Linked DNA regions of Mus musculus: region 1 is linked to region 2. A link is a loop called in an ENCODE intact Hi-C map of the cell type or tissue named here. Cell type or tissue: left cerebral cortex. All regions are shown on one strand. Each heading gives the region's core, and the rest is flanking DNA. Links, peaks and the distances in the headings are about the cores only. Region 1 overlaps Ankrd17 (ankyrin repeat domain 17). Region 2 overlaps Ankrd17 (ankyrin repeat domain 17).

Region 1 (16,342 bases), core at 3,561-11,560, 44 kb after region 2:
GCCTTTGGGGAGGCTGAAGCAAGAGTTCAAAGGTTCAAAGCCAGTTTGGGCTACATGTTGACTTCAACATTCTTTTAGTATCTCAACTTAAATACCAATTGATGTTAAAGAAATTGGAAGAAATTCATTAACAAAATAAGACATATTAGCATTCATATTACTCATTTCTGCAACTGGTTACGTGGCCTTAATTGGTATTTATAACTATTTTCTTCTACTACCCAATCATTATTAATGTACTTTCCCTCCTTTGTTAAAGATTGTCAGAGACTGTCAATGAAGGGACCAGTAATTCTCTGTCAACTTGTACAAAATCTGGTCCGTCTCCTCTTTCCTCTCCAAATGGGAAGTTAACAGTAGCAAGTCCTAAGCGTGGGCCAAAGAGGGAAGAAGGATGGAAGGAGGTCGTAAGGCGGTGAGTGACTTTTGGCTTATTAGTTAGACTCCTCGAACTGTTCCCAAGGTTACAGACACAATCATGTCCCAAACCTCGATCTGGTCAATGGACAGCCTTTTACAAAGCGAGTCTTTAAACCCTGTCTTTCAAACATGAATAAACTCTGGGAAAAGCTGTGCTTCTCAAGAGACTCCTTTTTGTGGGGATGGAACCCAGGCCCTCTGCCGTGCTAGGTGAGCACTTCTGAATATCCGCAGTCCAGTTTGTGTTTTCATTTGAGACGAGGTTTTAAGTTTGGACTAACTTCTGATCTTTCCGTCCTCACCTCGGTGCTTTTCTAGGATAACCACATAGGGCTATTTATTGAGGCAGGGTTTAGCCTCCTAAGTCCTCAAAATAAAAATGACAGGCATGTGTCAACACATTATTGCTTATTCTCTCAAACTCCACCCCCCGCCTCCCCACCCCCCACACACATACTTTTTTTTTTTTTTTTTTTTTTAATTCAAGGTCTGATTGTGTAGCTCTGGGTAGCTTGGAGCTTAGATCGCCCTGTCTCTGCCTCTGTGTCTTAGGGATTTGTTTCTGTGAAGAGACACCATAGCAAGGCAACTCTTACAAAAGCAAACATTTCAGTTGGGGCTGGCCATTATCATCGTGGCAATTTTGCAGACAGGCATGGTGCTGGAGGAGCCAAGAGTTCTACATCTTGATCCAAAGGCAACCAAGAGGAGACTTTTCTTCTTCATTGAGCAGAGCTTGAACCATTCACAAAGTGTCACTCCATAATTATGGCCAAGCATTCAGCACACAAATCAGTGGGGGCCAAACCTATCAAAACCACCTCATTCTACCTCCTGAGTTGTGAGATTACTGCCATGTCCAGCTAGACTATGACTTTATGAAGTGTTCTCTTTAGCTACTGTTAGGAACTTATGTCGGCCTTTTTATTTTTCAGCAATGGTGATAAAATAAAACCAAGGGCCTCCCAGGTGCTAGGGAAGTGCGCTACCACTGAACAATCTCCCCAGGTTATATACCAGTTTGAAGATAAATGTGCCAAGCCAGGTAGCACTTGGGAAATGGAAGCACTGGAGGATCTGTAGTTTAATGTTATCCTCAGCTACATAGTGAGTTTGAGTGTTGAGATCCTCATTGTTCACAACATACAAATAAAATTGTAATTTTATGGGTACCTGCTTTCAATTGCTAACACCCGTATGGGGACAGCTCACAATTGCCTGTGTAACCATCATGTAAGGACATTAGACATCCTTTTCTGGCCTCTACAAGCACCTGCCCATACATGATATGCAGTCAGTCATATAGACACACATAAAGTGAACCATTTCTTCCAAGTTGTCCTGTGAGTTTCATATGACACATGGTTGCCTTGCAATACAATGTAAAAAAAAAGTCCTTGTAATTTTGCAAAGCCATGCATGATAATCCATGCCTATAGTCTAAGAACTGGAGAGTTGGAGACAAGCTTGTTTGACTTGGAAGCCAAGCTAGGCTACAGTCTTTCTTACGCAGTCCACACAAGTGGTACCCACTGATTAACACTGCTCTTCCTGATACCAACTTCCAGCTTTTGGCAGATTAATTTAGGTGGCTTTTCTTCTTTTAATTTCTAGTAGGCTTTTTGTCCCCCTCATGTGAGTTCAATGAACTATATATCAGATAAAACACCAGAAATAATTAAGTCAAACATAGAAGTGCCTACAAAATGCCTTTCTTGGACTTTAGGATAAATTAGATCCTTTAACCATCCCTGTTAATTTGTATCACAAGAATTTGCAGTAGCCGAGTACATACCTACCTAGTATATGCTTCAGGGATTAATAGGATGATAGTCAAGAGAGCAACAAGATGTGAAATGCTAGGCTAAGACAGGGTGTAGACCAGGCTAGCCTAGAAATCAAAGATCCATCTGCCTCTGCCTCCAGATTATTGGGATTAAAGGGACCTTTTAATCGCAATATCTAGCCACAGCATAATAAAAAAGTACATTTAGTCTAACTTCCAAAGTCACCATAGTCTATAGCAGTCTCGACAAAAGGTTTGTTTATCTGGATTAAGAATAAATAAAACGCTGGTGTGTGGTGGCTTAGACCTCTAATCCTAACATTGGAGGCAGGCCAATATCTACTTTTCTATCCACCCAAAGATACATACTGAGATCCTGTATTTACCCAGTATTTAAAATCAAAAGAATAAATATAAGCTTATTTAGCAGGTCAATTCTCCATTTATAGTAATAATTAACAAAAAAACCTTAATAGTAAAACTTTCTTACTTTCATTATAACCACTAATGTTTTAATTTACTAATTTATTGTTGATTGAACTTTTAAACAGGTCAAAAAAAGTATCTGTTCCATCAACTGTGATATCCAGAGTTATTGGAAGAGGTGGCTGTAATATCAATGCTATTCGGGAATGTACTGGTGCACACATAGATATTGACAAGCAAAAAGACAAGACTGGAGACCGGATAATAACTATAAGGTAAAGCTTTGGTTTTGTGTTTTCTTTTTTTTTTTTAAAGAATTTTTATTTATTATTATATGTAAGTACACTGTAGCTGTCTTCAGACACACCAGAAGAGGGAGTCAGATCTTGTTACAGATGGTTGTGAGCCACCATGTGGTTGCTGGGATTTTGAACTCTGGACCTTCGGAAGAGCAGTCGGGTGCTCTTACCCACTGAGCCATCTCACCAGCCCGGTTTTGTGTTTTCTTTGTACTGTAACTCAACAGAGTAAGAACCATTTGAGTAGGGGAGTAGTGTATCTGTGTGTGTGTGTGTGTGTGTGTGTGTGTGTGTGTGTGTGTGTGTTGCACAAGTTATTGTATGTACACTCACACTGCCAGAGAAGAATATCCCCTCAGTGAACCTGAAGCTTGCTGTTTGGGCTATACTGACTGGCCGGAGTTGCCAGGATCTTCTTCCATGAATAATGCGGATGTTATAGTCATTTTTATGTGGGCTATATACATTCAGCTCTTAGATGGCTGTTGAGGATTTGAACTCATGTCCTTATACTTTGTGCAGCAAGCACTCTTATCCACTAAGACATTGTCTTAGTTTGGCTTTTCCTGTGTGAACAGACACCATGACCAAGGCAACTCTTATAAAGACAACATCTAATTGGGGCTGACTTACAGATTTAGAGGTTCAGTCCATTATCATCAAGGTGGGGGAGCATGGTAATATCCAGCAGGCATGGTGCAGGCAGAGCTGAGTTCTGCGTCTTCATCTGAACGCTGGTAGCAGAATACTGGCTTCAAGGCAGCTAGGATGAGGGTATTAAAGCCCATTCCCATGGGAACACACCAATTTTTTTTTTCCCCCCTTTGAGACAGGGTTTAAAGGCATGCGCCACCACACCCGGCTAGGAACACACCAATTTTTTGGTTTTTCAAGTCAGGGTTTCTCTGTATGTATAGCCCTGGCTGTCCTGGAATTCACTCTGTAGACCAGGCTGGCCTCGAACTCAGAAATCCACCTGCCTCTGCCTCCCGAGTTCTGGGATTAAAGGTGTGCGCCACCACGCACAGCAGAACACACCAATTTCAACAAGGCCATACCTCCAAATAATGCCATTCCCTGGGCCAAGCACATACAAACTATCACATTCCATTCCCTGGTCCCCATAGACTTATTCAAACACATGAATCTATGGGGGGGGGGCCATACCTAGCCACAGCATAATAAAAAATTTAAAAAGTCTCTTCTGAGATCCACCCAATCGCTTAACTGTAATACCCAAATCAAGACAGGAAAACAGCTGGGCAAACTCCAGACTCTGCATCTCTATGTCTGATGTCAAAGTGGTCTTCACATCTCCAGGCCCTTTCTCTTTTCCTGGACTGGTTCCACATCCTGTTAGCAGCATGTCTCAGGAGATATCTTATGGCTCTGACATCTCAAACATTTTGGGGTCTCCAAGTATCACAGCTTCTTGTTTCAGTGTCTGGGATCCACACATGATCTTCTGGGCTCCTCCAAAGGGCTGGCGTCACTATCTCTGTGCTCTGTAGCACTATAACCTCCAGCTGATCCACTCCCACTGTTGCTGCTGTTCTTGATGATCATCCTGTGGTACTGGCATCTCCAATAAGCTGGCTGGGGTCTTCCACTACAACTAGGTTTCACCAAAAGCCTCTCACAGGCTCTCCTTTTAGTGTCAAAGCTCAACTCTTTTGCATGACCCCTTCAGTCCTGGGCCAAACTGCATTTAGGGCTGAACCTTCACCAGTGGCCTTCCATGGACTCTCTCAGTGCCAGGCCTCAGCTGCTCATCATGATCTCTTCATGCCTTCAAAACCAGTAGCGCCTGGGTGACTCTTACACATTACCAAAAGACAGCTGCAACAGGGGAAAATACCTTGACAATCTCTGGATCACAACTTCTTTGTGCTCTCAGAAAACACTTCCCAGAAGATTTCACTTTAGTGGTGCTGGTCTCTTAATCACCTCTATTCTATTCTATTCTATTCTATTCTATTCTATTCTATTCTATTCTATTCTATTCTATTCTATTCTATTCTATTCTTGATTGATTGGTTTTTCCAGGGTTTCTCTGTGTAGCCCTGGCTGTCCTAGATCTCACTCTGTAGACCAGGCTGGCTTTGAACTCAGAAATCTGCCTGCCTCTGCCTCCCAAGTGCTGGGATTAAAGGTGTGTGCCACCCAGCTAATTTATTTTTAATTCAAGTTTTTTAAGATTTGTTATAAATACACCATTCTACCTGCATGTATGTCTGCAGTACAGAAGAGAGCACCAGATCTTATTAGAGATAGTTTTGAACCACCATGTGGTTGCTGGGAATTGAACTCAGAACCTCTGGAAGAGCAGCCACTGCTCTTAACCTCTGAGCCATCTCTCTAGCCCCCTCACCACTAATTTCTTATCTCCAGCTAACCAGCATCATTTAATCCAGTAGTCTCTTCTATTCTGGACTCTTAAAGCCAGAGCCAAATAACCAAAGTTGCTGAGTTCTGCTTTTTGCTGGGGCTGGAACATGGCCTACTCTTGTATTCTATTATATTTTCACCAGCTTTCTGTTTCCCAACTCCTTCATTGCCTAAGCTTGGCAGTCCTGGAACTTGCTCTGTAGACTGACTTTGAACTCAGAGAACTAACTTTGAACTCATAGATCTGTATGCCTCTCTCCTAAAACACTGGGATTAAAGGTGTGGTCCACCAAGCCAGGATTTAAGTTTTTGTTCACCTAGAACTTGCTCTGTTGGACCTTGAACTCACATTTTGTCTTCCTCTTCTGGGAGTAAAGGTGTGTACTTCCATGCCTGGCCCTAAACTTAGCTGGGTGGATTTTGCTCCAAGGTCACTCACTACTCCCTTAATTCATTTACTATCTGTGAACACAGGATTCAGCTCCATTTTACTTCTGAGTGCCCCTTTAATATTCCAACCATATATTTTATATTTGTCCTTTCTTCTCAGCTTGTTCCTTTTCATTAAAATGTTTTTCATAAGAGTGAACTTTAGTAACCATACAACAGAAATTACCCCAGGCTGTTTTGAGACTTCCTTTTTCAAAGGAATCTAAATCTCTTGGCCTCAGGCAGACTCCTAGGACAATGCAAAAAAAAAAAAAGTCACATTCACCAAAGAACCACAAAAACAGTCTCTAGGCCACATACTGAAATTCTCCACTAAAACCTCGTGGGTCAGATGGTCACAGTTCAAACCACTCTCAGCAACAAAGTCTTCCACATTCCTTCTAGGATGACCCATTAAGACCCACTTAAAGCATTCCAGTGCTTTCCAAATCCAAAGTCCCAAAATCTACATTCTTCCAAACAAAAACATGGTCAGGCCGATCACAGCAGTACCCCAGTCCCTGGTACCAACTTCTGTCTTAGTGTTTTACTGCTGTGAACAGACACCACGACCAAGGCAACTCTTATAAGAACAACATGTAACTGGCTTACAGGTTCAGAGGTCCATTCAGTCCATTATCATCATGGCGGGAACATGGTGGCATCCAGGCCGGCATTTGCAGGCATTGCTGGGAGTCCTGTTTCTTTATCTGAAGGCTGCTAGCAGAATACTGGCTTCTAGGCAGCTCAGTGAGGGTCATAGCCCACACCCACAGTGACACGCCTACTCCAATCAGGCCACACCTCCAAATAATGCCACTCCCTGGGCCAAGCATAAACAAACCATCACTGGCATCTCCTCAGCCTTTATGTATTTAAAAGATTATAGTTTTAGAAGAGTTGTAATACAGGTATTTAATCTCAGCAGAGGCAGGCTGACAGAACTCTAAGTTTAAGGCCAGCCTGGACTTTATAATGATTTCCAGGACAGCCAGAGCTCTGTAGGGAGACCTTATCCCCCACATACACATCCCATCCCCCAAAGTATGAGTCTTTGGGAATATTATTCTCAGGATTTTTTCTAATGAATACATTCTTATGATATGTTTTAAATAATGTTATAAAAATTTGAGATAGTTAAAAATTTGTCTAGATTCTTGAGTAATAAATTTCTTACACATTTTAAAGCAGGGAGTTATTTTCTCTCAATTACTTTATAGATTTTTGTTGTGAAATGATATCCTTAGAATTTGAACTTATTAATGTAACATAATCAGTAGTGGCAGTGTAAATATTTAACCTGAAAACTCAACAAGTGTGTCTGCTGAAATACTCCAAGAATAAAGATGACAGTTTACGACATTATAAGGATGCAAAAGCTGTACTTAAAATAGCTATAGTATAAGTACATTTTGAAAAGCGGGTTCTCAGGGTAGGGTCGGAGGAGAGATGGCCCAGCAGCTAAAAACACTGACTGCTCTTCCAGAGAACTAGGTTTCGATTCCCCTCACCCACACGGCAGCTCACAACTGTCTATAACTCCAGTTCCAGGGTATCCAGACATGCAGGCAAAACACCAATGCCCATAAAATAAAAAGTAATAAATTATTTAAGAGAGAGAGAGAGAGAGAGAGAAGGAAAGAGAGAGAGAGAAAGAAAAAGGGAGGGAGGGAGGGAAGGAAAAGTGGGTTTTCAACTGAGTGTATACTAGGACTTACAGGTTTTTTTTTCTTTAAAGTAGGGAGACATTTAATCCATTTCATTTTCACCTTTTCCTCTGCTAGATTAACTTGCAGAATCCAGAGGAAAGGCAAGTAAATACCCTTTCTGGGTCATTTGTTCTTGAGGTTTCCATATGTAAACTTAAATCGGGCGTTTTCCTGAAGAGCCAACGTTCTAGTTTGCTGTCATTGTTGTTGCTGGCATTGTTAGAATTCCTCACTTGTTTTGAGAGGTTGTCCTCCAATGCTGTTCATAGGGAAGCCATTTAGGCAGTAAACTTATCTCAGATACTAAGATCAACGACCAAATCCTCTTCCCTTGCTTAGTTGTAAAGTGTTTCATGTTTACTTGAACATTGGTGTTTTGTTTTTTGATTTTACAGTGTTAAAAATTGAATGTAAATTCTCACCAATGAGCTACAATTCCAACTTTTTTTTTTTTTTTTTTTTTTTTGTTTTTGAGACCGGGTTTCTCTGTGTAGCCCTGGCTGTCCTGGAACTCACTCTGTAGACTAGGCTGGCCTTGAACTCAGAAATCCGCCTGCCTCTGCCTCCCAAGTGCTGGGATTAAAGATGTGCGCCACCACTGCCCGGCCAATTCCAACTTTTTAATAAGATTGTTTTAAATATTCATCACCCTTTTTGAGGCAGGCTTTCTATGTAACTCTTTACTAGGCTATGTCTTAAGTGTTAAGATTAAAGTCTTGCACCAACACTCTAGGCTTACCTTCTTTTCCCCTTTTTCTTTTAAGGCCTGCTCTCAGTAAGTAACTCAGGCTGGCCTGGAACTCACAGATCATTCTTCTGCTGGTACTATTGGCATTGAGTACCAGTTCTAGTTATTGACCGTATATTTATCTTCAAAATATTATTGTAGGCCACACAAGCTTTTATGTATAATCTGTTTCCTAATGATAAATCATGTTACAATAGGAGAAATAACATTTTAGTCTAAGGAAACAATGGGAAGATTTTTTTTTCTTTAAAAATAAAATAGAGGCTGGGACAGTGGCTTAGGAGTTAAGAGCACTTACTGCTCTTATAGAAGACATGGTTTCCAACACTTACTTGGTGGCTTACAACTGTCTAAACAGTTATACATGTGGACATAATCTTTTTTTTAAGTCACTTAAGGGGTGTGTGTGTGTGTGTGTGTGTGTGTGTGTGTGTGTGTGTGTGTTTGGTTTACCTGTTTAATGTGTGTTTATACATGCATACATGTAAATGTCTACATGAGAATGATAGACTGTACTACTAGAAAGTAGTGAAATTAAGGCTAATTTGGGGGCCATTTTTTTATCTGTTGATCAACATGCAGGGGTGGCACTGAATCAACAAGACAAGCAACTCAGTTGATCAATGCTTTGATCAAGGATCCAGACAAAGAAATTGATGAACTTATTCCAAAGAATCGTTTGAAAAGCTCCACAGCAAATTCCAAAATCGGGTCCTCAGCACCTACCACCACTGCTGCTAACAGTTCCTTAATGGGGATCAAAATGACAACTGTAGCTCTGTCGTCGACATCTCAGACTGCCACTGCACTCACCGTTCCTGCCATCTCTTCTGCATCCACTCACAAAACCATTAAGAACCCTGTGAATAATGTGAGGCCTGGGTTTCCAGTTTCTCTTCCATTAGCATATCCTCCTCCACAGTTTGCACACGCTTTGCTTGCTGCTCAGACTTTCCAGCAGATCCGTCCACCACGGTTGCCCATGACCCACTTTGGAGGTACTTTCCCACCAGCTCAGTCCACTTGGGGTCCTTTTCCTGTCAGGCCTTTGAGCCCTGCCAGAGCTACTAACTCGCCTAAGCCTCACATGGTGCCTCGCCATAGCAATCAGAATAGCAGTGGTTCTCAGGTGAATTCAGCAGGTTCTCTAACTTCAAGTCCAACAACTACAGCCAGTTCATCAGCTTCAGCGGTGCCTGGTACAACTTCAAATGGCAGTCCAAGTTCTCCTTCAGTCAGAAGGCAGCTTTTTGTCACAGTTGTGAAGACATCCAATGCCACAACCACAACAGTCACAACTACAGCAAGCAACAACAGCACCGCACCCACAAACGCCACATATCCTATGCCTACTGCCAAAGAACACTATCCAGTATCATCCCCATCTTCCCCATCACCACCAGCCCAGCCAGGAGGGGTTTCTAGAAACAGCCCTTTGGATTGTGGATCAGCATCCCCAAATAAAGGGGCATCTGCTTCCGAACAGGAAGCAAGCAGTCCACCAGTAGTAGAACCTGCAAATAGCAGACCCCCACACAGCAGCAGTTCTTCTGGGAGCTCATCAGGTCATTCCACTCAGCAGCAGCCTCCGGGATCTGTTCCTCAGGAGCCAAGACCCCCTCTTCAGCAGTCTCAGGTTCCTTCCCCGGATGTGAGAATGACTGTTCCTCCTACAGCAACAAGTTCTGCTCCAGTGGCGGTGCCTTCTACTGCGCCTGTGACGTACCCTATGCCTCAGACACAAATGGGATGCTCCCAGCCTCCTAAAATGGAAGCCCCTGCTATTAGACCACCCTCTCATGCCACAGCTGCCCCTCACAAGACTCCAGCTCCAGTGCAGAGTTCATCTGCTTCAGTCCTCAATGTCAATCACATTAAAAGACCTCATAGTGTCCCCTCCTCTGTCCAGCTACCTTCGACCTTAAGTACACAAAGTGCTTGTCAGAATTCAGTACATCCAGCAAATAAGCCTGTTGCTCCCAACTTCAGTGCCCCATTACCATTTGGGCCCTTTAGCACATTGTTTGAAAACAACCCTACTAATGCTCATGCCTTCTGGGGAGGACCTGTTGTTTCATCTCAGTCAACACCAGAATCTATGCTGTCAGGAAAATCCTCGTATTTGCCAAATTCAGATCCTTTACATCAGTCAGATACTTCCAAAGCACCAGGTTTTAGGCCACCATTACAGAGACCTGCTCCAAGTCCCTCAGGTAAGTGTATTTATTTGTTTGACATTATGTAGTTACTACTTGACATAGATGATACAAAAATTTTGGGCTACTTTATGATGTCCTTGCTCTGTGTATAGGCTACCTGTATAGAGAAGAGTTTTTGTTGTGCACTGCTATTGTTTCTGAGACAGGGTCTCAACTATGTGTAGCCCTGGCTGGCCTAGAATCAGGACTGTAGAGGAGCCTGGCCTTGACTTCAAGGTGTTTGCTGTGGTGCCCAGCCTTAGAGAGTTTTGTTTTATCTTTTTTGGTGATAGAGGTTGTACCCATTTGGTTTATGCATGCTGGATGAGCACTTTATTTTATCAGTGAGGTAGACCCCAAGTGTGAGAGGGTTTTAGTCCCTTTATACACTGTTGTATCATGTGCATTTGTTTAGTGTAGTGCTTTTATTTTAAAGTCTTTTCAAAGCTAATAGTAAATTTTGTCTTGAATTTACCTTATAAAGTTAATAGGTCTCATTTCTCCTCATCCTAGCCCTGCTTTGAAAAAGAAGTTTGTATTTGTGGGGAAGGGTGTGGTTACGGGATGTTTTGAGGAATGGAACCAACATTGAGAGGCTGAAGAAGAGTAGCCCTTTAGCACAATGTTTGATAATCTTACTAATGTTCATACCTCTGTTATTTCATCTCAGTGAACACCAGAATCTATGCTGTCAGGAAAATCCTCGTATTTGCCAAATTCAGATCCTTTCCATCAGTCAGATACTTCCAAAGCACCAGGTTTTAGGCCACCTTTACAGAGACCCACACCAAGTCCAAGTTATAAAGTATAACTTGGAAAAAGCCAGTAAAGGCCATGGTGATGCATGCCTGCAGTCCCAACATGTGGAAAGGAGTTGGTAGGAAGACCAGAAGTGTTAACATACCGATCTTGATTAGGGCTACAGGAGATCCTGTCTAGGAAGGAAGGAAAACAAAGGTTTTACATTAATAAAGAGATGCTGGCAATTTTATTAAATTGGAATTCATTTCCGTTTGTCTTTGTTTTAATATGAGAAAGATGTCCAGCTACACCTTCTAATGTGGTAGCCATTTGCTACTTCTTTCATTTCTATTTAACAATGAAAATTGACCAGGTACAGTAGTGAATACCTTTAATCCCAGCCTTGGAAAGCAGAGGCAGGCAGGTCTTCCCAGCCAGGGCTGCATAGTAGGTATTACCCTGTCTAAAAATAACACTTTCATCTTCTTAGTCCAAGTTGTAAGTACTGTGGACTACTGGCTACCATTTGGACAGGAAAATTATGGAACATTACTATTTTAAGGGAAGTTCTTTTTGACAGCACTGGTATTTACAGAGGATTTAAAGAGTTTTTAATTCTGTTATACTTTTTTAAGTTCACTTTTTTTAGATTCATAAAGGAGAAATTGTAGTTTCTCATGTAAATATCTTAGATGACTATAGCATGTACACTCAAGAAGTAATTAGTATTTGGCAGTTGGTTTTTTTGTTGTTGTAGTTGTTGTTTTGTGGTTTTTGTTTTTTGTTTTTGTTTTTGTTTTTTCCTGAGACAGGGTTTCTTTGTGTAGCCTGGCTGTCCTGGAACTCACTCTGTAGACCAGGCTGGCCTTGAACTCAGAAATCCTTCTGCCTCTGCCTCCAAGTGCTGGGATTAAAAGTGTGTATACAACCACCTGGCAGAGATCCTGTCCCTTTTTTGTTTTTGTTTTTGTTTTTGGTTGGTTGGTTTGGGGTTTTGGGTTTTTTGGGTTTTGTTGTTGTTGTTGTTGTTGTTTCAGTTTTTTATTAGATATTTTCTTCATTTACATTTCAAATGCTATCCGAGAGTCCCCTATACCCGACCCCTGACCTCCCTACCCTGCTCCCCTACCCACCCATTCACTTCTTGTTTTTGTTTTTTAACTAGTGAAACTATCGTGGTCAAGTAATTGAGAAAATCTACGTGAGAGATGGACATACTATATAGTCTGTGGTTTACATGATCTGATCCTATTTACAAATATTCTAAGGAATATTTTGTTTTATTTTGGGGGTTGGATTTTGTTTTCTGAGAGTGCTGGGATTAAAGCCATGTTCCTCCACTACCAGCAGAGTTCTTAATGTGTGTTTCTCAGCTTTCCATGTTCTAGAGTTACAGGTTTTACTGTAGTCACATAGGCTGGGGTAGAGTGATGGGGGATTCCTGTTGTTTTTTATTTGAGGAAGGGCCTTGTTGTGTACCCTGGCTGGCCTGTTGCTAGCTAGTCCAGGCTGACTCTGAAATCTGATGAGTCTTTCCACCTTCTGCCTCTTCAGTGGAAGGATTAAATGCTTTTACCAATGTACAGTGTACCCTGACAACTACTGATTTTCCTTCCCTTCTTGTTTCTTTGTTCTTAAGATGGGCTTTTCCTGGTCCACCTGACAAGGGTCTTGCACAGGCAGGTCTTGAACCTGGCTCTACCTTACCAGAGCTGGTATTATAGGCCTGTGCCACCACACCATGGGCTCTCTAAGTAAAGTGTTACCATAGCTATCTTTGTTCATTCTCATACTATTTATAGCTAATTTTATATTTAATACATGGACAGAGACCATGTGACATGCAAATACTCGTGAACATACAATTCAAAAAGATTCAAAAAGAATCGTACTTTAAATAAAATGTAGTGCATTGCTGCACACAGGTAAGAGCATTATACTACACATTTTTTATTTAAGTTTATTTATTTATTTATTTATTTATTTATTTATTTATTTATTGGTTTTTCGAGACAGGGTTTCTCTGTATAGCCCTGGCTGTCCTGGAACTTACTTTGTAGACCAGGCTGGCCTCGAACTCAGAAATCCGCCTGCCTCTACCTCCCGAGTGCTGGGATTAAAGGCGTGCACCACCACGCCCGGCACATTTTTTATTTTTATTTATTGTGAGACAGATTCTCACTGTGTAGCTTTTGCCACCCAGGAATTCACTATATAGACTAGGCTGGACTCAAAGTCACATAAATTGCCCTGCCTCTGCCAGCCTATATCTTTTTTATTACTAGTATGAATGATACTGTTTTCCGGTGTGTGTTGGTTGCATGCATATATGTACACCAATGTTTGCCTGTTGCTCAGGGAAGTTAGAAGACACTTGGATTCCCTGGAGCTGAGATAGTTGAGCCATCCTTTGGGTGCTGGGATCCAATCTCAGGTCCTCTGCAAGAAGAGCAAGTGTTCCTCACTGCTAAGCTAGCTCCAACTCCAGCTCCAAGCCTGTGGCTCTTCTTACATAAACAGATTGTTTAAAGAACAGAATGCAGACTAGTAAATATTGTTCCCTCATTCATATTATCCTTTTGTTCATCTCTTTTTATGAGGGAATGCTTTTGAAAGGGATCTTTCTTTATAGATGTCAAACTTGAATTGTGGCCATTCTCCACCCCATTGGGATTATAGACGTGTATGACCTTGTGAGATTCCCGGTACGTGAGTGTGCCCGTTTTTGAGTTAGAGTCTCCCTTACATCAAGTCTGGCCTTGAATTTATTATGTAGCCAAAGATCATCTTAATCTGACCCTCTTGACTATCTCCCAGATGCCGGCATTACAGGTATTTGCCACCACACCCAGCTAAGAAGTTCTCTCTTTTTTTCTCTTCTCTCTTCTCTTTCCCTCCCTTCCTCCTTCCCTCTAAAATTAACGCATCTTCCAGCCCTCTCTTGGGGGGTAATTGCTGTAAGTAATGATGGTCTTCTACATTACAGGTATTGTCAACATGGACACACCATATGGTTCTGTAACACCTTCTTCTACACATTTGGGAAACTTTGCCTCAAGTCTTTCAGGAGGTCAGATGTATGGGCCTGGAGCACCTCTTGGAGGAGCACCCCTTGGAGGAGCACCTACTGCTGCTAACTTTAACAGACAGCATTTTTCCCCACTTAGTTTGTTGACTCCATGTTCATCAGCATCAAATGGTAAGTGTCTGTATCCCAGATCCTTAAAAGCAAAGAGGTTTGAGATCTGTAAATACAGGATATTTGCTTTTAAGACAGGCTCTCCTGTGTACTGGGCTAGCCCCAGCTTCGTTGCTTCCAGTTCCCACAAGCTGGAAATACGATCTTGTGCTACTTCGAGCAACTCACACCAAATTTGAGATTTTAACCTCACCATAACTTTAATGCAGAAAGGAATGTAATTTTTAACTCAACAGTCTGTGTAAAATTTGTAGTTTTTAAACCATTTATTGGGACTAGAGAAATGGCTCAGTACTTAAGATCACTTGCTACTCTTGGGGAACCCACTTTTGATCCCAGCACTTATTTGATGGCTTATGGTCGTGTATAACTCCCGTTCCAGGCATCTGACTCCCTTTTCTGACCTTCATGAGCACCACGCCTATATGTGATACACATACATAAATGAAGGCAAAATCTTCCAAAAATCCTTTAAAACCTACTTTTTGAATGGTGGTGAAACCAGAGTGTCTTTCCTGCAGTGAAGCACCTACTTAATGTCAATTTACATTTATTCTTCAGATCGACTAGTGATAGAAACGATTTCTAGCTTTATAAAACATGTGACTGGAAAGCCTAGCATTATGGAACATAGTTATAATTCTAGCTACTTTAGAGACCAAGGTAGGAGAATTTGTATTTCAGACAGCCTCAGTAAATTGCCAAGCACTTAGGCAATAATGTAAAAAACGGTCTCTAATGCAAATAGAAACACTTGTCTGTATAGACAACAAAAACTTTTCCACACCTTTTAAATTTTATCTGTGTAGTGCTGACTGTCCAGGAGCTCAGCTGGAGTCATGGCTGGTTTCAAATTCAGATCCCATCCCCTGGCTTTTTGTTGGTTTTGGTGTTTTGCAACAAGGCTTCTCTGTTTATACCTAGCTATGCTAGAACTCACTCTGTGAACCAGGTTAGCCAGTGCTTAGATTAAAGGGTTGCACTGCCACCACCACCCTGCTTTTATTTTTTATTAGTAATATATTTAAAAACTTCAATTTCTAATGGGCATATAAAAGTATCCCAGTTTGTGTTAATAGTGTATACCCCCAGATTCTAGGCTTGCAAGGCTAAGACAGAGGGAGGGTAAGTTAAAGACTTGCCAGCACCTATATCAACAAACAAAAAAACAAACAAAACCTATTGTGTTTGGCTGTGAGACAACTCTCCAGTATACCTCACCCCCATTATTTTAAGACGATTAGATGGTCATTACCAAAACTACATCTTGTGTAATGCCAACAATCCTGTTGATAGATGATGAGGAATTGCTTCCAATTAGTATTTTATAGTCATGTGGAAAGTACTGTGTGTAGCAGCCTGGTGTTCACTGATTTTTCTCCTCCTAAGCTAGACTTCACTGACTTAGATACTGCTTTGCATCGGAACAACTGTCCCAAGTTACTTTTCTGTTGCTGTGAAGGCAACATGACCAAGTCAACTTACAAAAGAAAGAATCTCTAGGGAACCTACAGTTGAGGGGGTTAGAGTTCATGACCACTGGTGAGGAGCATGGCTGCAGGTGGGCTAGCACACAGTGGAGTGTGAGGTGACAGCTCAGACTGCATCTACAAGCATGAGAGAGAGATGTGGTGGGCGTGCACTAAGATGGGGATGATGTGGGCCTCTGAAACTTCTGCCCATCACCAGTGTCACACCTCTTTCAAAAAAGCCATACTTTTAGTTCTTCTCAAACAATTCTACCAACTGGAGACACATAAGAGTCTGTGGGAGCCATTCTCACACAACCACATTTTTCTCCCTGGCCCCCATAGACTTGTGGCCACAGCAGAATACAAAAATACTCTTAATACAACTTCAAAATTCCCCAGTTTCAGTCTCAAAACTATTTAACTGTCCAAGGTCTCTTCTGAGACTCAAGGCAATCTTGACTCAAGGCAATTATAAGCCCCCTATAAAATCAAAAATGAAATTTCATAACTCCAATATGATGTCAAAG
Region 2 (16,342 bases), core at 3,306-11,305:
AGTCTCTTTTATTATTAAATGTTACCAATATATGTATGATGCAGAAATATGGCTGACTGAGTTGACTTAGCGTGGGTTGTCTGTGTATTATTTTAGTGGTGCACTTGTTATTAGATAACCAGTTAGAGGGCTTTGGAAAAGGCTGACTCTGTCAGCAGTCATTAGTTGCCTACAGTTCTTTGTCTAGGGCTGGGATCCTTTGAGATTTCTTATTTCAGTGTTAGTGTGTCTATTAGAATTATTGATTGTTCAGGTCTTGTTTAGGTAGCTGTTTTGTTGTGGTATCATGGGTTTGGCTTCCCTGTCATCTGTCAGTTCTCCAATCTTGATAAGTTTATTTGATTTTTCTGTTATTTGACATGTATTTTGTTTCTGTTGTTTGGTGCTACAAGGAATTGAGTTCAGAATCTTGCACCTGTTAGGCAAGCGTTGACCAAATAAGCTAAGTCTGAGGCCTTTTAGTTCATATTGTAAGCCAGGCACTAACCAAGCTTTCTAGGCTCTCTTAGAGTCAGAGTGTGACTAGGGCTGGCCTTAGGTTTTCCATCCTTTTGTTTTAGCCTTCTCATAGTTGGGATCAAAACCCATCCACCAGGCACAGCTTGATACTGTGTTTAAATAGAAAGGGAGGATAGGAAGTTGATTTCAGAAAAAGAAAGTACAGCCAAGTAATGAAATTATATGTATCTATTTAGTGTTTATTATGGATACAGTTTCCACATTAGCTTTTGTGATATAAATTGGTTTTATGTGAAAAAGCTTTACATTTATTTTTATTTATGTGTGTGCGTGCATGTGTGTGCCATGGTGCATGTGGGGAAATCAAAGGACAACATCCAGGACTTAGGTCTTTCCTCCTCCTCCTCCTCCTCCATGTGGGTCCCCAGGATCAAACTCAGGCCATCCAGCCTGGTGGTATGTCCATTTACATGCAGAAGCATCTTACTGGGTCGAGGTGCACGTGCATGCTTGTGTTTGTGTGTCTGTGAGTGATATTAACATCTTTTCATTGTTTTCTTAAACAGGCAACACAGCTCTCACCTATGCTTGTGCTGGAGGCTACGTAGATGTTGTAAAGGTGCTCTTGGAATCCGGTGCTAGTATTGAGGACCATAATGAGAATGGTCACACACCTCTTATGGAAGCTGGAAGTGCTGGGCATGTGGAAGTAGCCAGATTGCTGCTAGAAAATGGAGCTGGCATCAATACGCATTCCAATGAATTTAAAGAGAGTGCCCTTACATTAGCTTGTTATAAAGGTATCATTTAAATCTTTTTGTGAAATGAAATAATGAAATTAAAATCGGTTTCTAAATTAACAATAAAACATAGTATATAGTGTTATTAGACATGAGTAAGTTTGTTTAAAGTGTTTTATAACTAATATTTAATATTGTATAGTCTCAGCATTGTAATTTTGTCAATGGAAGTGACAATCCAACTCTTTTATCAGAAAGCTGATGATTTTATGTGGTTACACTTTTTGATGGTTTTCCATTTTGGAAACATTTTACCTTTTGCAAGAAGATACATGATAATTAAATGTCAACCAATGTGAAATTATTACTAATATGGAATATGGATTATTTGGTGGGCCAAATATGTCCACCTACAAGAAATCAACATAAGAGATTTTTGTTTGTTTGTTTGTTTGCTTTTTTTTTTGTTTTGTTTTGTTTTGATTTTGATTTTTCAAGACAGGGTTTCTCTGTGCAGCCCTGGCTGTCCTGGAATTCACTTTGTAGACCAGGCTGGCCTTGAGCTCAGAAACCTGCCTGCCTCTGCCTCCCAAGTGCTGGGATTAAAGGCGTGCGCCACCATGCCCGGCCTAGAGATTTCTTAAAAAAAGTCAAAGAGTCACAGTTTTCATACTCTACTGGTATGACAAATATGTGACTATAAAGTGAGTGTTTCTTTTTTCCGTTTTTTTTTTTTTTTTTTAAGATTTATTATATCTAAGTACGCTATAGCTGTCTTCAGACACAGCAGAAGAGGGCATCAGATCTCATTATAGATGGTTGTGAGCCACCAATTGGTTGCTGGGATTTCAACTCAGGACCTTGGGAAGAGTAGTCAGTGCTCCTAACCACTGAGCCATCTCTCCAGCCCCCTTTTTTTTCTTTAAAGAACCTAAAAATGAGCCATGCAACTTTGTGCTTGCATCTATACCATGGCACATTTAGGTCATAAAACACCATTTCATCTGAAGTATTAAGACAAAGGTTTTGCAAGTGCAGATACAAAATGTAAGGACCCTTCAGGTCTGTCCTCTGCGTAATCATGTCACTGAGGGCCTTTTCACGCCGATCACATGCTCAGCCTGTTATATGCTGAGATGTGTAAATAGTTAAGATTTACATTGTTTAATTGTGAGTGTGTGATGTTAGCAGATTTTCATGTAGCCAGCACAATTGAAGTCACTTACTGTCCTCTCCTAGGCACAAGGGCTGCTCTTCATTAAGGATTGGAGGAGTTAAGCTTTGGGAACTTTGATTGGATGACTTTATACAAACACTTTTGAACCCAGTACTGGTTCCATTGCATTACTCATTCCCAGCTGGCTAGAGCACTTGGTGACAGATCTTGTCTCTTACCTTTCTTTTGTAGCCTACTCTACTTTCTAGAGAGCACCTAAGGTTGAGTGCAAACTTTAGTTTGAAGCTAGTTAGAAAATTAAGCTAGTGGAATGCACCTGGAATACTGACAGGGATCAGTGAACTCTGTTAGTTTCTTTTGTTTCTATTGGGATTACTTGAGAGTTTGACGAGATAGGAAAGATATAGACACAGACAGACTTGAGTATTGATATATTGATGAGATAGTCAGCCTAATCACCAGGTAGTAGATAGTGTGCTTACTGTCTTGTTTTAGTGCGCCTAGGGCTGTTTTATTTTTTCCTTTCTGGTCTAATTCTAGTTGATTATAAATTGATTATAACTCAGTTCATATTACTCTCTTACATAGTTAGTATCCAAAGTACTATTTATATATATAATTGGTCTACTTTTTAGTCACTTTTTGAAGTTTCTTTGAAAGTGTGCATTTCTATCATATGTATTAGTAATAAAAGAATGCATATAATTCAATGTTTTAACAATACTTTCATAAATGGGGTTTACAAATTATAAATAAGAGTCCCCTGAACAGTTTGTTAGTTGTAATTTTAAGCACTTGGTCTCATAAGGTAATAGCTTCAATGATTTTCATCCCAGGCTACTTCTCTTGACAAATACATAAAATATAGCACAGGAGCCAAAGAGATGGCTCTGCAGCTAGAGTGATGGCTGTTCTTACAGAGGATCCGATTTCAGTGTGAACACACCTGCCTGGCAGCTCACAACTCCAGCTGCAGGGGATCTGTTAGCTTCTGCTGCTCTCTATGGGCACTGCAATCAGAGTACAGACACATAATTGAAAATGGCAGAAAGATCATTTGAGATGTTGGGACGTGACATCTTTGTTTATTTGCACCAAAAATGATCTATCACTTTTATTTTAAGAATAGTTTTTGAAAATAAGTAAGTAATCCAACACAATTTTGATTTAGGACATCTAGAGATGGTGCGATTTCTTTTGGAAGCAGGCGCTGATCAAGAACATAAGACAGATGAAATGCACACTGCTCTAATGGAGGCTTGCATGGTAAGATGGATAAAATGCACATAGATTTTCGTACTATTGGGAGTGGGAGAGCTACTGGGAAGTAAATAGCCTTTCTTGTTTTGCAAAAGCTCTTATTTTGTCTTACTTTATTGTGGAGCAGAATCTCAGCTGAACTATTATTTTTAAGTTGTACTTGGTGATCACATGTAATTCAAGCATTTAGGAAGTTGAAACAAGATTATTGCTGTTATTTTGAGGCAAGATTGGACTATATAGTGAGTACCAGCTCAACCATGGTTATATCACAAGATTCTGTCAAACTATAAAGAACTGCCAGACAAGATTTCTGCCTTCAATCCCAGCAGTAAGAAGTCAGAAACCAGTGGGTCTGTATCAGTTTCAGGACAGCCTCCTGCCCATAGTGAGTTTCAGGACAGCCAGAACTATGTAAAGAGGACCAAAAAAGCAAGTGTGTGTATATACATGCACGCATACACACACATATGCATGCACACATCTTTGAAAGCAAAATATAAAAAAGAATTGTATAGAGTTTGTCTTTGAAATTTAAATTATGTTAATACTCTTAAAAATGTTTGCATCTTAAATTTATTTTCTTTACAAAAGAGATGTATCTAAAAAAAACTATAGGAAGATTTATAAGAAATGTTGTACAGTTGTCATTTAGTACTTAAATTATATATTGCTTTTTTATTTTCAGCCCTGTATTTGCTTTAATGAATTTCTCTTTTGTGCATGTATAAATTTTTTTGGAGCTTTTGAGTTCCTTGTCTGGCGTTCTTATGAGGATCATAAGAGACCAACACACAGCAACAATATTGATGTTTCCAGTAATCTCTCTGATAAGGAAATTCAGTCACTGTTACTACCTTATACCACAAAAATTCGTGGTATTTAGACAGAGGAATTTTTCTGTAAATACATATACTTAAAAAAAAAAACCAAAATCACAAATAAATGCAAATATTTGGGCATGGATCTGATACTCAGTCTCAATAAATAATATAGATAGGTAGGTAGGTAGCAAGCATAGATAGATAGATAGATAGATAGATAGATAGATAGATAGATAGATAGCAAGCATAGATAGATAGCAAGCATAGATAGATAGATAGATAGATAGATAGATAGATAGATAGATAGACAGACAGACAGACTTGTAATCCCAGTTATTAGTCACAATAAAAAATAATGGGTGGGAGTTCGGGCTGATGGATGTGATCAAAAGGTGCATGAATCGAAGCCAGGCATTGGGAGATCTCGCTAAAAACTTGAAGCTCTGAATTTATGGAAAGCATTTCAAAACTGCTAAAATAGTAATGTTACTTGGAAATAAGACATTAGAGGTGTCAGATATGTCTTGTTCTTAGGCCAGGGTGGATATGACCTTTAGAGCAAGGCTTGAGGAAGTATATGAAGGATTAAAAGAAACTAGTTATTGAAAGGAAAGCACAGTGGAAAGGAAATTCTCATGTAGTTGCCAGTAATAAGCTACCTTCTTTTTCTTTTCACTTGTGTTTAAATAATGAACAACGAACAAAACCTCATGTGCACATTGCATTTACTCATTTCACACACGGTACAGTGTATTCTACGATGTTTGAGATGCTGTTTTCTGCCTGCCTAATCAAGTTTGCTCACTCTTAAGAGCTTATGAAAAATTTGCTTTTCTGTATCTGAGCTTTGTTACTTATCAGTTAATTGTCCACTGTGCTCTGCAGGCTCTCTGTGACCTTAGATTTGTCTTAATCCATGTACTTGCCATTGCTTCCTTGATGGCTGATAAGCACTTCTTGATTACAGGCATCCTTCTCTAATTTGCTTTAAATCCCCAAGCTCCTAGTTTTTAGTTCTGTACGATAAAAGGGTACTGGCAACACAGCATATAATTACTGAAATGTCAGATGTAGATTATTCTAGTGTGAGGGAACATCAACAAACTTTCGTGTCAATACATAATTTAGAAATTTTTAAATTTGAAGGTTTTTTTTTAATGGTGCTAACTTAATTTCATTTTTAATTGCTTATGAATAGGATGGCCATGTTGAAGTAGCTAGGTTGCTTCTGGACAGTGGTGCTCAAGTGAACATGCCAGCTGATTCATTTGAGTCACCATTGACTTTGGCTGCATGTGGAGGACATGTGGAACTTGCAGCCTTACTTATTGAAAGAGGAGCTAGCCTGGAAGAGGTCAATGATGAAGGTTATACTCCTTTGATGGAGGCAGCTCGTGAAGGACATGAAGAAATGGTGGCGTTACTTCTTGGCCAAGGTAAGCACATCTAGCTAATGCTAAATAACAAATCTATAGAACACAAGTCTCTTCAACACAAGTTGAATTTCTGCACTGAGCTGTTGCTCCCAAACTTCTGCTTTGTCTGCTGTAAAATGACTCACATACCCTGTTTAAACAAATGATGTAGAACTTTCTTCAATGTAGAACTTTCAATATTGTGTGCTATGAGAAAATAAAAGAACAAACAAAAATCAAGTTCAAATGGACAATTTTCTTAGGGTAATATGAGGTATAGTTCTTGAAGCCTTGAATGTAATGAGGGAAATCTTTAGAGGTAGAACACTTCCCCATAAGTAAGTGTGTGATAGAACCAGTGCCCGATGGAGGAGCATGGGGAACACTGCTGTGGAGGTTTAAGCCATGAAATGTACAGCAGGCCAGATGAGGATTACACACTGTAATCCCAGTGATAGGTGCCTGAGGCCAACCAGGGCTTATATGGTGACACTCTAGGAAAAGCAAGACAACACAGAAAACCAACAGGTACATCGGAAACTGTTTCTCATAGCATGAGGATCTTCTGGAAAAAGAAAGGTGGTCTAGTAGTTTAAATACCTTACATTTAGATGATAATTTCCTACTAGATTTATTTTTCATCCAATAGTATTTTTTAACATTGTAAAATCTGATCCATTTAATACAAGGAGGCACATTTTTTGTTTTTATGTATAGGTTCTTTTGACTAGAACTCTAAGGTACAGATTTTTGAAAAGTGGATTCTTTTTAAAAGTGAGTCATTTACACTGTGTGGTAATTTTGTTACTTTAGTCAGTTGTTTCTGTGGGGGTGGCTCAGGAAGCTCCTACAACAGTGCTTGTCATATGGTGCTAATTAAAATCAACTCTGGTGTGGTGAGAGTAATGATGGTAATGATGTTGCCTATGGTAATTCAATTAAGAGAATTAACTTCAGCTTGTGCAGCCTTATGTAAAATGCTGCTGTAAATAAAACCAACATAAGGCCTTAGGGATATGTTGCTCAGGGATGTAGTACTTACTCAATGTTCTCAAGGACTTGTTCCCCCTGCCCCCCAACAGCTCACACTTGCCTAATATGGCAGGCCATGGGTTCATTCTCCAACACTGCCCCTCCTCTAAGTTCAAATTATGTATATAAATGTACCTTCACAGTCTGTACTTTGAATAGTGTCCAGGAAATAGTAATGACTTAATAAATGTTAGCTACTGTAACTGACATTGTATCAATTGATACTGTAATTGGTAAAGTATCTTTATCACCTACCCTCTTAATGCGAGGGGATTTGGGTAATGTTATGACTCCTTTTAGTTATTACTGGTTCCTTTTAAAACAGATATAACAACTGCATTTATCAAACACAGACTCAATGAATGTACATTGTTTTTATTTTTTTATTTCCAAGAGTAGGGAAGAGATATCTCTATTCTTTTAGATATATTTCATTAGAAAACAGTTATGTTTTGTTTGTATCTGATTAAATGCATGAACTTCCTTTAAGTTGAATCTTTATTTTAGGAGCAAATATCAATGCACAGACAGAAGAAACTCAAGAAACTGCCTTGACCCTGGCTTGCTGTGGAGGCTTTCTGGAAGTAGCAGACTTTCTGATTAAGGCTGGGGCTGATATAGAACTAGGGTGTTCTACTCCTTTGATGGAAGCTGCTCAAGAAGGTCACTTGGAGTTAGTGAAATACTTACTAGCTGCAGGTATGCTTTTTGTTTTCAATTTGGGAATATATTGTATGATGTAAATAAGTATCACAGCATCCAAATATGTTTAGGTTGTTTTGGTACATAGAATATATTTTGAAAAGTTAGGATATGCTTCGTGTATGTTCTGAATAATTTACCTATCATAGGAAATACTTGCAATTTTAACTTCTTTTTAAGTAGAATTTTAAAGTATTTTTTAACTTTTTTTTTTTTTCAAAAAAATTTTTTTTGTTTGTGGTAGACATGCCACTCACTGTGCATATGTTAAGGGGTAGAGGACACACCTTGTGGGAGTTAGCTTTCTTTCCTTCATGTAGGCTGGGGGACCAAATTTGGGTGGTCAGGCTTTGGCAGCAAGTGGTGTTACCAGCTGAGCCATTTCTTGCAGATTTCCCTCACACCCTCTAGTAAAGAGGCTGTCAGTGTGCTCATTCTAAACATGGATATGGATATTCTGTCTGATTTAGGAGATGGGGACTATCATGAAGAAATAGGTTTATGTTCATTTTTAAAAAGTAATCATATGTAACTGTTACAGGAGCTAATGTTCATGCAACGACAGCAACAGGAGACACAGCTTTAACATATGCCTGTGAAAATGGCCATACGGATGTAGCAGACGTCTTACTCCAGGCAGGTGCAGATCTGGTAAGCTTTGTCCCTTAAATCTTCATCTGTAAAATAAGGAAAGAGTTAAGGCATCGTAGCACATTCCTATGTACTCGGAGGCTAAAGCAGGAAGATGCATAAAAGTTTAAGGGCAGCCAAGGCTGCCTGAGTTCAAGGTTTCCCTGCAGTGCATGGTAAGACCCTGCCTAATCAAACAAAACCAAGAAATCAATTCAAAGACATATTTCTCCTACCTTTGTTAGCTTTTTTCCTTATTTAAATTTACACAGTCTGGTTTTTGGTTTTTGTTTGTTTTTACACATTATTTAGTCTTTAGTCTTTGTTCTTATTTTTGTAGTATTATTCAGTTCACTAATCTTATTCCTGTTTATGCAGAAATTTTTTCTGCTAGAGATAGTTCTACAAATTAATTTTCCTTAGTTGTTTATTTAAGGCAAATGTGACTTATAAGCATTTCTTTGTAGGTTGGGGAAAAAATTGCCTGTATAAAAAGCACCATAAAATGTTGAAAAAGAAACAGTATTTATATACATAAATTACTTAGAAAGGTAAAATATATTGTAAGTTCATTTAATGCTGGTTATTAAGAAATGTCATAGGGAATGCACAGAAAGTAAGAAAGGTCAGAAGGTGTAGCTAGTTATTTGATGTAGTTACTGGCTGGGTGGGGTTTGGAAAGGGAGGCCTGGAAATGGTATGACAAGAGATGCATAATTGGAAAAAAATTTGTCAGAGGAAGTCTTAGAGCTTAGAAGTTGTCAAGTTCCTTTGTGTAAGGGAAGAGCTATTCTCACTGGAGCACTTAGGAATTCAAATGGAACCTCAATTCCATAGGGAGTTTAAGACTAGACTTCACTACATGAAACTCTCTTTTAAAAAGTAATATGTGTTTGAGGAGATTATAATCTGAGCATTCAGAAGACTAAAGTAGGAGTTTCATATCCAGTGCATACCTGAGATACGGAAGTAGGTTGACCATCTACTTCCTGGTATCTAGGATTACAGGTGTGTGTAATCACCAACTTTAGTCTTCAAATTATTACAATAGCACATATCTATTTTAATTGAAAGCATATTCTTTTTAGTTTGCTCATTACATGAAATATTTATATGTGTGTGTGCATATATGTATGTGGGATATGCTCAAAAGTAAGCCCACTTTTCCTTTTGATTTGCATGAAAAGAGTAATTGACTATTGGCTTTAGTTATCAACTGTGGTTTGGTTTGGTTTTGGTTTGGTTTTTATGCTTTTGTTTTAAAACAGGAACATGAGTCAGAAGGTGGAAGAACTCCTTTAATGAAAGCTGCAAGAGCGGGTCATGTTTGCACAGTCCAGTTCTTAATTAGCAAAGGTAAGCTTATGTAGAGGGATTCTGTGTGAAGTATCTTCCTATATGTATGCTAAGGCATGTTGACATTGGAAGGCTAAAGAACATCTTGTGGTTGTTACATCTCATGGAGAAGGATGCTCTTCACATTAGTAATAAACTTATCATATATACTAGTTGTGAACTACTATAAACCAAATAACCCCTCTTTTTGGAGAAAGGGTTTTGGAAACACATGTAGCTTTTGCTGTCCTTGAACTCACTCTCTATAGACCAGCCCTCAAACTCTCTGAGGGAAAAGCTTACCTGCTCTTTCCTCTTTATACAGAAAGATGGGAGAAAAGCATTGCTTGGTCTTTTTATTCCTTGTGAGTTTTTTAAATGTATTTAGACCATAGAATACTGTGTTTGTCATTTTGAAAATAGATTTTATTTCTGTGAATTAAAGTTACATGTATATGCGGTTTTTGCCTTTGGTTTATATTCATGAGTGCAGTGCCCATAGCTGCCAGAAGAGGGCATGAGGTATAGGTGAGAAGCCTGGTGTGCGTGCTGGGAAGCAAATTTTGGTTCCCCAGAAGAGTCTAGTACTCTTAACCATTGAGTGAGCCACTTTTTTTTTTTTTTTCTGTCCCTGTATTTTACTTTTTTAACATAGTAATTGCCTTTGGTATAACACAACCTTTTATTATCTTTATTTCCCCATATTAAATCTTTTATGAAAGAAATATATTTTCAGGGGATTTGCTTCAGAATAATTTTGTATAGGAGAGAAAAGAAAGTTTTTGAAACACAAGAGGCTGTTTATAATTAATGAGACTGAGTAATGAGTGCGTGAGGTTTCATTGTCCCATTTTCTTTAGTCTATGATTATCTCCTTTTTCATAGTCCTCAGCCTGTAAAATGAGTCAGGGAGGAAAGGTATTTCTGCTTAGTCCTGAGTTTGATGCTTGGAAACCACATGCAAGAAAGAGAAAATCAACTTCTACGAGCTGTCCTGCTTCCACACGCACACCGTGCCACATGTACACCCCTATATATTTGCTTGCAAGCATAAACACTAAATAATCTAGCATCTTACCATTGGTGCTGAAAGACTGCATCAGTGGTTAAGAGCACTTGCAGTTCAGTTTCCAGCACCCACATGAAGTAGCTCACAACTTCCTGTAACTATAGCTCCAGTGGGTACCAATTTTAGTCTTCTGTATGCACATGGGGGGAGGCACATAATCACACATAGGCACACACATATACATGTAATTCTACTAATGTGTTCTCCCCTCCCCCCCTCCTCCCATTTTTGTTTTAGGAGCAAATGTGAATCGAACCACAGCTAATAATGATCATACTGTACTGTCCCTGGCTTGTGCAGGAGGTCATTTGGCAGTGGTAGAACTACTTTTGGCTCATGGAGCAGACCCTACTCACCGTTTAAAAGTAGGTAACTCAAGTACTTAAGGCAGCATCATGAAAACTTCTTCATCTTGAACATAATAAAATTATCATATATAAGCTATACCTGTAATGACACTCTGAGTATTAAGTTACCTGATGTTAATGCAAAAACAACTGTCCTGTATTAGCTATTTAAGTTAAGTGTATCTGAGACCTAACTGCTTTCTTGTGTGTTCATTCTTCTAGGATGGCTCAACCATGTTGATAGAAGCAGCAAAGGGTGGCCATACGAGTGTTGTTTGCTATCTTTTAGACTATCCCAATAATCTACTTGCAGCCCCTCCACCAGATGTCACTCAGCTAACTCCCCCATCCCATGATTTAAATAGGGTAAGATTCAAAACTAAAGCACCGCATATTTCCTTTAGCATTTAAATAATTTTCATTTAAACTTTTATTGTTTTTAACGTTCTTTGTATAATTATGTCAAGGCGAATGTATATCTAGTAGAACATTTTATTTTTGGATTGGTAGAATTATGTTTTCCTCTTTAAATTATGATCAGGAATAACAGTTCAATTCATAGTCACTTTTTAAAAATCAAAGAATAAGGAAAGTAATTTGTAAATATGTCATTGTCTGAAATGGATATTACATATTCTTAACAGTTCTGCAGTTTATTAGCATGATAATAGATCGAGCACTAACGAGTGACTGTCGTCCTTTTTCCTTAGGCACCTCGAGTACCAGTTCAAGCACTGCCCATGGTTGTCCCACCTCAGGAGCCTGACAAACCACCTGCCAACCTTGCTGCTACTCTTCCCGTTAGGAGTAAAGGTCAGTTATACTTCTAAAGATTGTTCTTACATGTTCAGGTGAAAACAAAAGAATAACCAGCCCTTACTCTTCAAGAGCAATGCACTTACTAAGTTGGAATCAGTAATGTTTTTCAGGTGAAAGTAAGAAAACAAAAACTAGCCCTTAAAAATTATTTTCACCAACGAGGAAGTTTCTTAAGTTGGTATCATTAATGTCTTTTTGTTTGTTGTTTGTTTTAAACCAATGAGAAAAAGCAAGTTTCTGGGAGGGAAAATAGGTGCTAAGAGAAACTCAGAAGAGATTCAGGTGGTTCTTTTTGATGGAATTCTGACTACTAACCAAACCTAACTCTTTGTAGTGGCATGAGGCAATAAAGATTAAGAAGTTGGATCAAATATTAAAATTCAATGTAAAAGCTGGTTTAACATAGATTTATATCTTAGATACTTTTTCCTCAGCCTAATATTCAAAGATATGTAAGATGTAATACATTCATTATATCTTAAAATACCAAGGTCCTTTTTTTTTTTTGACTTGTATATGTCATACCATGCCTGTTCTTAAGTATATCCCCAATTACCAGTTTAAGTCAGTTTTTCCTTTGAAAAGTTTTACATGAAGAAATTGTGATTTTTTTTTTTTAATTTTAATTTTAATTTTTTTATTTTTTTGCATCTTGGTTTTGGCTACCTGTGTTCTTTTACCAACAAGTATGCTATGTGTTCCTAGCAGCTCTTTTCGGTCACTACAAGCAGCCTGTTGTCTTGGCATTCTTTTCGGTTGTTTCTAAACCTGTTAGCCAGACCAGTCTGTTTTCCTGGCTGTCAGACGGTAACAGAGGATGGCGTAGTCTAGCATCTTTTCTTCCAGGGACACTAAATCCCAGTTCTCTATTGGCTAGGCAGCTGTGTGAATATGCGAGTTTCTATCTCTTTCCTTTGTCAGTCTTATAGATGGTAGGTCCCAACGAAGACATATATTTTAGTTGGATTTTAATTTCTTGGTACATCTCAGTGGTTTGGGTTCTCTTTGTGTGTATGTGTGTGTGTTTATAAAAGGCACAGCTATTTTATTAAGTGTGGAAAATCATTTTTCTGATCTTATGATGAGTTGTTACATCTGACCATATGAAATACTACACGTAGCCTTAGACTTGACGTAAACTGCACCACTTAGGTGTCACAGCTTACATCCCTCTAGTGTCTTAATTTTAGCCTTGTGGTATTTATAAAATTCTGAACTTTACTTCCAGATGTTACTCTATGCACATAAAATACATACATTCTATATTTATGATAGAGAAGGTGGACTTGTGTTTAACTACTTAAAAGTACATTTCACCTTCATGGATATGATAGCTTGGTGCATAACTGTTGGCACTAACCCTCCCAACAGTAACTCTGTAATGAGGATGCCATTCACGTGCACTTCTGAGGGGGTTTCTTTTTCACACAGCTGCTTCTAAACAAAAGTCCAACAGCCATTTGCCAGCAAACAGCCAGGATGTACAGGGTTACATCACCAATCAGTCTCCAGAGAGCATTGTAGAAGAGGCTCAGGGAAAGTTAACAGAACTGGAACAGAGGATAAAAGAAGCCATAGAAAAAAATGCACAGCTGCAGTCCTTGGAGCTGGCTCATGCTGACCAACTCACCAAGGAGAAGATCGAGGAGCTGAACAAAACGAGGGAGGAACAAATTCAGAAGAAGCAAAAGATTCTGGAGGAGCTGCAGAAAGTAGAGCGAGAGCTACAACTGAAAACTCAGCAGCAGCTTAAAAAACAGTATCTAGAAGTTAAAGCTCAACGAATTCAGCTTCAGCAGCAGCAGCAACAGTCTTGCCAGCATCTGGGACTATTTACTTCTGTTGGGGTTGGAGAGCAGCTTTCCGAGGGAGACTATGCACGGTTACAGCAAGTGGATCCTGTTTTGCTTAAAGATGAACCCCAGCAGACTGCTGCTCAGATGGGTTTTGCACCAATCCAGCCTCTGGCGATGCCTCAAGCTTTGCCTCTGGCAACGGGTCCCTTGCCTCCAGGGTCCATCGCAAATCTTACAGAACTTCAAGGAGTGATAGTTGGACAGCCAGTACTGGGCCAAGCACAGTTGGCAGGGCTGGGGCAAGGAATTCTCACTGAAACACAACAAGGGTTAATGGTAGCCAGCCCTGCTCAGACCCTCAATGACACGCTGGATGACATCATGGCAGGTGGGTTTATATTGTTATGAGCAGGTATCAAATATGATTTGCTTAAGGCGAGTAAGAGTGTGCCAGCATTTTTTTTTCTTTTTCTTTTTTTTTCTTTTTTTTTTTTTCCTTTTTAAAAAAAAAAAAAAAACATTGCTCAATATTCAACTTGAGAAGTATTTTTTTGGACTCTTGACCCATTATGTCTTTAGAAAAACTACATTAAATAGTTCTCAGATGGCTACAGGTCAAATTAAAGATTAGCTCATACACTGTAAATGAACAAATCTGTCATGGCTGGGAATCTGTTTTTCAGTAGTGGGTTGAATCTTGGTTTTTACTTTTGGTTTTGTTTTTCCACTTTAAGTTCAGAACACGGGTTGGGTTTTGGCATTTTTGCTTCTGTATTCATACCAATAAAAGGGAAATTGATAAAAATCTAGGTACAAAGGTAGTAGGACATATTAGGAAGTCTACTTGTGATTGAACAAAAACCCAAAACTTTTATACTAATGTACCAAGCTTCATGGTGGCTAAAGACAAGCAAACAACAATCAAAGCAGACACTTTGACAACATAAATAAAGTATCAAACAAGTAGAGTCTGATTTTACTGTATGTCAGTAATTTTTATCCCCTGTGAATGTTAATGTATAGTCTGTTTCTGACTGTATTATGGGAAGATATTTTCCCCATGGTAAATGACATGTTTTTAAATGTGTAGCCAGTAAGATTTTATTCTATTTTAACAAGGACTGCACTTTAAGAAGAGTGTTAATATTGCTTATTTGGGATTGCAATTTTGTAAATTGTTTAACAGAGTAGAATAAGATTTCATAAGGATATAGGTTATAAGAATGCTAACTGAAATAATTTTTCTTCAGGAAGAAAACTTGATAAGGAAGGGAGAAATAAATAGTAAATGGTTGTTGAATTTTGATACGTTTCTTCTGCTATTTTCCCATTTTTTACATTTATTTGTTTTTACTTGGGTTGTTTAGTATTTCTACTTTGAAAACTCTGAGAAACATTTATTATGATGGAGTCATTATTGTAAGGTTCCTTTCTTGAAAGAAAATATGCTGTGTAGTGTTTAGATGTTTAGATTGAGATAACATTAAGAAACTGAGAAAAACAAGTATATGCATTTCAAAAACTGTTATAGTTTCCCAATCCTTTTATTTTTAATTTTCTTAGCAATATGTAATATGAAAATCTGTTAGAGGCTGGAGAGATGGCTTAGTGTTTAAGAGCACTGACTGCTCTTCCAGAGGTCCTGAGTTCAAATCCAAATGATAGCTTACAACCATCTGTAATGAGATCTGACGCCCTCTTCTGGTGTGTCTGAAGACAGCTACAGTGTACTTAGTTAGATACTATAATAAATTTTTTTAAAAAAGAAAAAATCTGTTAATCTTAAGAGTAAAACTACACCAGTAAGATTGCTAGTAGTGACTTATAATAAGAATTGTAACAATCTTAATATCTATCAGTATAAGATTTTCCAAAACTTAAAGCCCTGTTAATCATCTCTAACTAGTCATGATTAGATATCTAATAAACTTTAAAGACTTTAACATTGAATGACCATGCATAGTAGCATAAATTAATACTATGTCCATTAAGTTAGATTGTAATTCCTTATTATCTCAGGTTACCAAAGGGTTTTAGTTAAGTTTTAAGTGTTATTTATTGATGAAATGAAGACTTGGTCGTTCTATACCAATGACTGTTGGAAATTTGTTTTTAATGTGCTATCAGAGTTTACCTGATGTTCATGGGCTGATGTAAAAATTTTTAATTCTGATAGTCATCAGATGTTTGTAAAGCAGCATTTTCTATTGATTCATTTATTCCCAAAATTTCTGTCTGTGTGTTCAAGATTTTTCCTTTATAAAAGTTGTTTTTGTTTTGTTTTGTTTTGTTTTTTACTTGAATGAAGATTAGATTTTAGAGTTACGACAAATTTGTTATTTTCTAAAAAGGTTACTTTTGTATCATGCTCTTCTGTGTGGGTAAAGAGAAGTGCCTAGCAGAGAAAGAACAGAATTAATCTTACTGTCTGCCTGCAGATCATTCCTACCTAGTATCTCATTCGTATTCACATGCTGTGCACATACATGTGTGCACTCTTACACACCCCTTTTCTGTATTCTGATTGTTTGAACAACTTCTGATCGTATTTGTCCTTTGAGTTGACTAAAGATCCTTTTCACCTCTTATGTTGGGCTTCGTGTGTAATGAAGCCTCAATTGGGCTTCTTCCCTCAGCACTGTCCCCTAATTCCTTAGGTCTCATTTGTTAGGTTTCTCCTAGGACTCTCTCATTTCTTCCCAGTACTTAGCTGGCTAAGTCTTTAACCTGCCTTATT

The links. A loop is a pair of places that touch in the nucleus more often than their neighbours do. Peaks named below come from ENCODE experiments on the same cell type or tissue, not always from the same donor. Only the 100,000 strongest peaks of a DNase experiment are listed, where the experiment ranks them.
Region 1: a loop joins it to region 2, with 2.2 times the contacts of the local background. A loop is called at or near these places in 13 of 42 quality-filtered maps.

Annotation. Positions count from the first base shown.
Region 1 is chr5:90,236,940-90,253,281 of GRCm38, reverse strand. It overlaps Ankrd17 (ankyrin repeat domain 17), which reads left to right. Exons shown (of 34, transcript NM_030886.2): 27 at 260-415; 28 at 2,758-2,907; 29 at 8,788-10,418; 30 at 14,131-14,343. Among named protein-coding and RNA genes, the nearest start is that of Cox18, 21 kb to the right of the region's middle. In left cerebral cortex, for the core only: no CTCF peak of the experiment used is centred there; no DNase peak of the experiment used is centred there.
Region 2 is chr5:90,280,502-90,296,843 of GRCm38, reverse strand. It overlaps Ankrd17 (ankyrin repeat domain 17), which reads left to right. Exons shown (of 34, transcript NM_030886.2): 6 at 1,026-1,259; 7 at 3,548-3,642; 8 at 5,659-5,896; 9 at 7,415-7,606; 10 at 8,151-8,260; 11 at 9,508-9,595; 12 at 10,881-11,008; 13 at 11,213-11,356; 14 at 11,701-11,803; 15 at 13,241-13,993. Among named protein-coding and RNA genes, the nearest start is that of Cox18, 65 kb to the right of the region's middle. In left cerebral cortex, for the core only: a CTCF peak has its summit at 10,069 (motif pointing right); DNase peaks (open chromatin) are centred at 6,764 and 10,071.